2 separate regions of the Homo sapiens genome follow, and region 2 is linked to region 1. A link is an interaction called in ENCODE POLR2A ChIA-PET data of the cell type or tissue named here. Cell type or tissue: MCF 10A. All regions are shown on one strand. Links, peaks and the distances in the headings refer to the core of each region. The heading gives the core; the rest is flanking DNA. Region 1 overlaps UBN2 (ubinuclein 2). Region 2 has its middle 12 kb from the start of TRR-CCT4-1.

Region 1 (4,400 bases), core at 204-4,203:
TTTGATGGGTATAGACTTGTTATCTTAGCCTTCTAGGACATAGGATAACCTATAATTGTTGGAAGATTTCTCTTAGTGATTTTTTTCTCACTCCATTACCCCAGCCGTTCTGAAAGATCATACTGTCCTAGAATTGGATATAAATTCACTAATCTAAATGAAAGCACCTAACACAATACCTTGTGCCTAGCAGGGGCTCAGTTAAGACTCTTTGAATCTGAATGACTCTCTGAATAGGAAGACATATATTCTGCCAGGCATTTATTAATAATCATGAAATCACATTATAACTTTAAAATCTGCTTACTGTGCTATATAGACCTTGAATACTATCTTTCACACTTAGTTCTATGTGGTTTTGGGCTCTCAGAGCCCTAGTAGTTTCATACTTCTTTTAAAAAGAAGGGTAAGGGTAGATTTGATAGTAGAAAAGTAATTCTGAGCAGTCTTATAAATAAAACAGTTGACCAAATGGAATAACACTGTTTTCACTCAAAGACAAATTATTCTTCTAAATACTCTTGATTTTCTTGAGACCCTGTCTCTAATAAGAATAAGAATAATAAAATCAGCTAGGTGAAGCGGCCCGTGCCTGTAATCCCAGCACTTTGGGAGGCTGAGGTGGGCAGATCACCTGAGGTCAGGAGTGCAGCCAGCCTGGCCAACATGGTGAAACCTTTCTATCTCTACTAAAAATACAAAAATTAGCTGGGCATGGTGGTGGGTACCTATAATTCCAGATATTCGGGAGACTGAGGCAGGAGAATCCCTTGAACCCAGGAGGCAGAGATTGCAGTGAGCCGAAATCACGCCGTTGTACTCCAGCCTGGCGACAAGAGCGAGAATCCAGCTCCCCCCCCCAAAAAAAGTCTTGATTTTCTTTTGTATAACTTGTAAAAGTGAGTCTTTCCAGATAATGTTTTAAAGAATGGCAGTATCTTGGAATAACTAATTTCTGATGAGTAACATCTTCACAGTAAATACTACTCGGCTAAGTGGAAAGAAATATAATTTTGTCTTAAAATAATTATAGATTATTGTTTTAAACTGTCTTCAAATGTGAAACTGATACCAAGTAGTTAGTTTTGAAAGCATTTGTGTACTGTTTCTGGGAGTTGTAAGAATCATATCAATTACTCATATTATTTTAGTTGATCATCCACACTTGCTGAGGGGTTAGAGCTTCCTTGGGAACTTCATAGGCTGGTTAACCTGTTTGTTTTGGCCTTATGTGAGGTCTGGTCCCTAAGGATCATCTCGATGTAGAGCTTTGGGCAAACTTGTTGACACCACCACAAAGTAAATTCTACTTGCAAAACACAAATACCAGTGGATTTAGGGTTTTGTAGACCAATAATAGTATGATATTACATGTACAATAAAAACATAAAATAATCTTTTAAAGCAAACTGGGGGAGGGGAGAGGGCCTTAAAGGGCAAGGAGGAATTCCTAGCTCAAATAATAATTTCTTTATTGCAGTTACCCATTCTGATCACTTGCTGTGACATGCCCTTTTAATTCCTTGGCCTCTTTGAATTGAATAAATTCTCTTCAGCCTTCTTTAATGCCTTAGGAACAATTGAGAATCAGCAGTTTTAGGGTATTTAGGAGGAAGGACTGGTATCCATATGTGGTGATTATAGAAGTTGTGTATACTATTTTTGTGCTGTGTAGTCAGCTCTTGGCTGTATTTCCACTGCCTTGAAACTCAGCTCCTTTCTATTGGTAGGTTGAAGAAATGGGCACAGATGTAAAGAGATAAGGTGGCAGGGCTGGGACAAGTAGGGAGTCTTGTGACGACAGGATGTTTTCTTCTCACTTATAGGACTGGTGTGTTTTTTAGTAATCAGGGTCATTCTTGCTCTGTCTACTAGAGGTTATCAATGAATGTTGGTTTTTAGTTTGGTTTACTATTAGCTGGAGGCAATTTGGGGTCAGGGGGTCTAGTACTAAGAACATCTTGTTTGTTTGTTTTCCAGTTGAGTGTTACACTGTAATGAGGCTGCATTGGCCTAAAACACTGATTGTCAGGTTAAGCAAGTACTAATGACTCAGTAAGGAATATTCTTCTGAGTCACAGGGAGCTAGTACCTAGAACAGTAGATAAGAAGAAAGTTCTTCACTTTAGATATAGCAAAATTCAAGGGTTTTTTTTTGTTCTTGTTGTTTGGAAAATAAGTTTTGATTTTTATAAGATCTACTTAATTTATAAACTGTGTAATATCAACTGCAGAGGTTCAGAGAATTTATCAAGTAAGACTTTGATTCTGTTGCAGTAAGGGTACTGAAAAAGAGAGTAATTCAACAGAAGTCTTTCTAGTAGGGAAGATAGTATAATCCTTTGCCAATGTAACTTGAGTTTCTTTAGGTTAAATTTTAATATTTGTGAATTAATTTATATGTACCTTTCTGGCAACTGCCAAAAGTTTGGTTCCAGCTTATACAATTTACACATTATTGAATTTTAGCACAGTTAGGGAACTGGAGGGTGGAGAATAGATATGGGGTGGTAAGGCAGGAGGCAGGTCAGGGTTAGAAGTTTTCCAGGAAGGCCACAAGTGAGGAAAAGCAAACTGTACCTAGAAAACTACTCTAATGGCCTCTGTGATGAAGGAGGGAACTGGAGATTGTGCCTTATAGTTGGCAAAAATCTATTTATAAGTGGAGCAATGCCTTTGGAACTCTGGTTGTTGGAGAGTGAGTTAAGAAAGAGCTACTCAGGTTTGGGTGTGTCAAATACACGTTTTCCAAAACTCTTTCCCCACAGTGGGACTGGAAAGTAGAGCCAAATGAGGAGGAGTTCAAAACTTTGGTAGTGAACATTTGGTGGGCCAAACCTAATAAAATAACATTTATTGAGTGGGTAGTACATGTCCTTAATAAAACTCGGAAGATACAAAAGCTAATGATAGAAAGTAAATCTCCTTCCTACCCCTGACTCCCAGCTAACCAGGTCACTCCTTAGAGACACTGTGAGTTTCTTGCCCCAGAGAGCTATGTGTATGTGGGCAGTCACATATTTCAAAGATTTTTTTTTGTTACTGTTCACTGTAAGAGGATATATAAATACAGATAAATGAAAAGATCAAAATAAAAATCAGCAAATCACCTGTAAGTCCACTGCCAGGCAGAACCACTGTGAATAGTTTGATAGTTGAAAGTGTATCCTTTCAGGAGTTTTAAAAATCCATGTGCAATTACGTTTGTACTTTCTTACACTATAAAAAAATTTTTTTAAGAGCCTAGTGTGGTGGCTCACACCTGTGATCCCAGCTACTTGGGAGGCTGAGGCAGAGAAGATAAATGTCTTGAGCCTAGGAGTTCAAGACCAGCCTGGGCAACATAGCAAGACCCCATCTCTTAAAAAAAAAGTTAGATCACCTGAGCAATACATGAATATGTTCCTTTTATTAAAAACAAATTCAAATAATACATATTACATCAAAGTCTTCCTGCACCACTGCTTCCAGTTCTATCCCTTCTCTGTCGTAATGACCATGGTTATCTGCTTGTTGTGTATTCTTTGAGCATTTTATACATATCTATAGATATATATTGCTATGTTTTGTTTTTCATAGATGAGAATATCCTGTTCATATGATAGTGTAAGAAACAATATCTTGTTATTTAGCTATTGTCTCCATAATAACCAGTTAAGTTGAGGACCTTTTCAAATGCTTAGTGAACATTGATAGCACCTTTTCGTGAATAGCCTGAGCTGTACATAACATTTAGGAAACTCTTCTTGTTACCTTCTATATTAATAAATACTCTCTATCACAATTTTTTAAAATTTATTTATTTATTTTGGAGACAAGGTCTTCATCACCCAGACTGGAGTGCCGTGATGTGATCATAGCTCACTGCAGCCTTGACCTTCTGGGCTCAAGCGATCCTCCCACCTCAGCCTCCCAAGTAGCTGGGACTACAGGCACGCATCACCATGCCCAGCTTTTTTTTTTTTTTTTTTTTTTTTGAAAAACAGGATTTCACCATGTTTCCCAGGCTGGTCTTGAACTCCTGGGCTCAAGCGATCAACCTGCTTCAGCCTCCCAAAGTGCTGGGATTATAGGCATGAGCCACCTCGCCCAGCCTACCACATTATTCTTCAATGGCTATTAACATTGAATGGATATGTGATAGTTTGTATAATTTACACTTTTATAATTGATATGCTTTGTGAAGACCTTATACCTGTAAGATCATTTTGAGGGGAAGCATTTTGGTCAGATTAATACTATTATGATCAAATAAAGCTTTAAGTCTTTTATTTGCTCCCCTTGATAAGATTTATACTTATTTAACAATACTAATCATTTTACTACTTAGATTAGATTATGGACTCAGAACTATTATGGTTTCTGGTGGCAACAAACTAGTCACTTTGGCTAGACATAGA
Region 2 (4,400 bases), core at 302-4,301, 86 kb after region 1:
CCAGATAATGACTTAGACTCATCCTGGCACATATGGGAGCAGAGAAGCCAGCCACTGCCAGTGTGCTGTAGCAGCAGCTTTGGTGCAGGTGTCTGGGTCCAGCCCAGGGCCACTGTGTCACCACTGCAAACTGTGGTGACTGTGCCTGGGATTGTTTTCACTGAACCAGATCTGTGGCAGGATTTGGGTGAGGTTGTTGGCTGTGTCACTCCCAAGCCTGGTCTCTAGCCTTACCAGAAAATTGTGAGAGGCACCCCGCATCCTTTTAATGAAAGTATTTTCTTCTTCTTTTCTTTTTATTTTATTTGTTTATTTTTTTTGAGACAGAGTTTCACTCTTGTTGCCCAGGCTGGAATGCAATGGCGCGATCTCAGCTCACCGCAACCTCCGCCTCCCGGGTTCAAGCGATTATCCTGCCTCAGCCTCCTGAGTAGCTAGGATTACAGGCATGTGCCACCACACCCAGCTAATTTTGTATTTTCAGTAGAGACAGGGTTTCTCCATGTTGGTCAGGCTGGTCTCGAGCTCCCGACATCAGGTGATCTGCCAGCCTCAGCCTCCCAAAGTGCTGGGACTACAGGCGTGAGCCACTGCACCCAGCCCAGAGCCAACATTTTATTATTTACTCTGTGTATTAGTCTATTTTGTGTTACTATCACAGAATACCGCAGACTAGGTAATTTATAAAGAAAAGAAATTTATTTCTCATAATTCTGGAGGCTCGGAAGTCCAATATCAAGGTGCTGGCATCTGGTGAGGGCCTTTGTGTTGTGTCAGAAGGCAGAAGGGCAAGAAAGCAAAAGGGGCCCAAACTCACTTTTATAACAAGCCCACTCTAGTGACCACGAGCACTCTGCAATAACAATATTAATGCACTCTGCCCTCGTGACCTAATCACCTATTAGGCCTCACCTCCCAACACTTGCACTGGGAACCTAGTTTCCAACATATGAACTTTGGGGAATACATTCAAACCATAGCACTCTGCCTTAATGAACTAATAGCATAGAATGGAAGATAAGAGTCTTGTGGCAGTTCAGTAAGTCCAGAATTCGTATCACCCCTTACCACAACAGTTATTGAAGACCTATTTCCAGAAGATTATCCCGCTTCTTCAGGGCTGGCTAAAATCTGCTGCATCTCAGAAAACTGCTTAAATTTCTATCACAAGGAGAATAACTGATAGAATTCTCCCTAATCCCTCCTGTGTATTTGCCCTTTAAAACCATATACTTGTGAACTAGAGGTTGATAAAATAAACATGAATGTGAGTGGGACAGATTAATTCATTCTCCTTAAGTTATATAGTTTCCTCTTCTGTTGACTCTGAAAGTGTCAGGATTCCAGCTAGGGTTTGAAAGATTATATCAAAAAGGGCTGTATTAGTCTATTTTCACACTGCTATAAAGAACTACCTGAGACTGGGTAATTTATAAAGAATAGAGCTTTAATTGATTCACAGTTCCACATGGCTGGGGAGGCCTCAGGAAACTTACAATCATGATGGAAGGTGAAGAAGAAGCAAGGCATATCTTACATGGTGGCAGGGGAGAGAGTGGAGGGGAAAGTGCCACACTTTTAAACCATCAGCTCTTGTGAGAACTCACTCACTGTCGTGCGAATAGCAAGGGGGAGATCCACCCCCATGATCCAATCACCTTCCACGAGGCCCCTCCCTTGACATGTGGGGATTACCATTTGACATGAGATTTTGGTGGGGACACAGAGCCAAACCATATCAGGGGCCACAGCTAGAGCCAAACCCTGACAGGGACCTCGGACAGAAGAGCTGCTAGAGTGAGAAGTCCTTACTCTGAGCAGTTGCATCCTGGCTCACATGGAAGATGATGGAGCTGAGACATAGGTCATCTAGCTTGTACTGGGAAAGAGTCCAGGGAAAATTAGGATGAATCATGACTCACACCAGAGATGAACCAGCATCAGCATTATGAAACTCACAAAAACATGTTAAATCAGAAATCAGATAGTCAGGTATGGTGGCACATGCCTGTAGTCCCAGCTATTCAGGAGGCTGAGGCAGGAGGATTGCTTGAGCTGGGGAGGTTGAGGCTGCAGTGAGCTATGATCATACCACTGCACTCCACAACAGACTGAGACCCTGTCTCAAGAAAAAAAAAAAAAAGGAAAAGAAATTAGAAACCCATCAGTAGAAACTAAAGATTAAACTCAAATGCAGAGGTTTTTAGCAGCAATTTAAAAATCATGAACTTCAGGCAGGCTGAGATGGCTCACACCTGTAATCCCAGCATTTTGGGAGGCTGAGATGGGAGGATCACTTGAGCCCAGGCATTTGAGACCAACCTGGGAAACATAGCAAGATCCAATCTCTATTTTTTTTTTAATTATAAACTTCAAGGCCAAGGACAGAAATTCGTGTGAAATAAAGCCAGGGAATGATTTAGAGGTCAGTATGGCCAGTTGCTGTGAGCAAAAGATTTTTTTTTTTTTTTTTTCAAAAATAAGACTTGTTTCTTCTTTTCTTACAGGGGCCTTGCCTTAGAGATGTCTCTGAACAATTTGGACCCTGACAAGAAGGGTCAAGGAGAAATCGGATACTCTTGTGATTCCCCCAGTCAACCACTGTTCCAGTTGCTTATCTGCTGAGACAGCAGTTCTTGACCCCAGCTACACATTAAGCTTAAAAAAAAAATTACTGTTGCTTGGACCCTAGCCCAACTTGTGAATCAGAATTTCTGGGGGTGGGTCCCAGCCACTGGTGTTTTTGAAAGTCTCCCTGGGTAATTCTAATGTATATTCAGTATTGAGCCCCACTGGCCTGACACTTTCATTCCCACTGAAACAGAAGTAATCCACTACAGAGGAGAGAAGGTTGTTCCATTCTAAGCCATAGGAGTTTTTAGTTATCATAGCTCCAAACCCATAGGAACTGGCGTGAGAGCATTCTTACGTGGGTGATGGATGTAGGAGCTCCAGGATGCCTTGGAACGTCTTGTCCCAGTATGTTTCTGCTTGTACAGGTATTCAAAATGAGGGCCAAACCCTTCTTTGGAATCCAACTCTGCTCTAGGCTAGTTGGCTGCCCCCAGACCAGGATTTAGCACCAACAAACTGAGAATGTGATCAGAGGACTGGGGCCACTAACATAACTGGAAAAGAAAAGCAGAAAAGCATTCTCCCAACTCCTGTTCAATTAATTCAACAAATAGCTGTGGCCATGGCTGCAAAGGTACCAAGGTGCAATGACTAAGAACTCTAGCTTTGGGGTCAGATAGTCCTGCGTTCTCATGCTGGCTCCACAAGGCCCACAAGCTGTGCACTCTGGGCAAGGTACCATATGAGCCTGAAGTTCCCATCTCCCCCTAAGAAAATCCCCAGAAAAGAGTTTTCTTGTAGTGAAGCCCTTACAACACCTGTCATATTATAGGGTGCCCCCTCAATTACTTTACTTGGAAAAAGAACTATTTGCTTCAAATGTACATCACCTTAGATGACCTCAATTAATGCAAGTTTGGGGTATCTATAGAGGCCAAAAACCAAACAAAATCAGTTTTTTTAAGTGACAGAGAAATTTTTCAATTTTTAAGTGTATGAGAAATTCATAACATTTATCATAACTGTTTTAAGTGTTAAGTATGTTTTCATTGTTGTGAACTAGATCTCCAGATCTTGTAGAACTGAAACTGTGTACTCATTAAATAACTCCTTTTTGCCTCTTACTTCCAGCTCCTGGTAACCACCATTCAACTTTCTTTATCTATGACTCTGACAACTGTAGATACTTCATATAAGTGAAATCATGTAGTATTTGTCCTTCTGTGACTGGCTTATGTCACTTAGTGTAATGTCTTCAAGGTTAGTCCATGTTGTTTGTCATGTGACAGGATTTCCTTCCTCTGTAAGGCTGAATAATATTGCATGATATGAATAGACCACATTTTATTTATCCATTCATCCACTGATGGACACGTGGGTTGTTTCCACCTCTTGGCTCTTGTGAATAATGCCGCCATGAATGTGGGTGTACAAATATCTGTTTGAGTTTCTACTTTGAATTCTTTTGGATATATACCCAGAGGTGGGGCTGTTGAATCTTATGGTAGTTCTATTTTTAATTTTTTGAAGAACTGCCATACAGTTTTCCATAGTGGTTGCACCCTTTTACAATACCACTGTTGGGTTTTTTCTCACACCTCTTCAACACCAAATGAGGGTAGTTGTTTTTTTCCCTTCCTGACACCAACCTATTCTCCAACTCTCCAGACACCAACCGAGAATCCTACCATTCAATTCCATTTTGACAGTAACTACCCAGAGTTACTATAAGACTCACAGCTTTAAGCATTCAGTCCCACAAGACTGCCTTCACTTACACGACCTGGGCCAGTCTCCAGTATTGGGTCCCCAGGTTACCCACACTT

The links. Peaks named below come from ENCODE experiments on the same cell type or tissue, not always from the same donor. Only the 100,000 strongest peaks of a DNase experiment are listed, where the experiment ranks them.
Region 2: POLR2A ChIA-PET joins it to region 1 with 6 read pairs; 3 of 35 experiments call an interaction of 5 or more read pairs at or near these places.

What each region holds. Positions count from the first base shown.
Region 1 is chr7:139,241,145-139,245,544 of GRCh38, forward strand. All of the region lies in intron 2 of UBN2 (ubinuclein 2), which reads left to right. Among named protein-coding and RNA genes, the nearest start is that of UBN2, 12 kb to the left of the region's middle. In MCF 10A, for the core only: no CTCF peak of the experiment used is centred there; no DNase peak of the experiment used is centred there.
Region 2 is chr7:139,326,731-139,331,130 of GRCh38, forward strand. It overlaps a transcript of UBN2 not described here. Among named protein-coding and RNA genes, the nearest start is that of TRR-CCT4-1, 12 kb to the right of the region's middle. In MCF 10A, for the core only: no CTCF peak of the experiment used is centred there; a DNase peak (open chromatin) is centred at 1,891.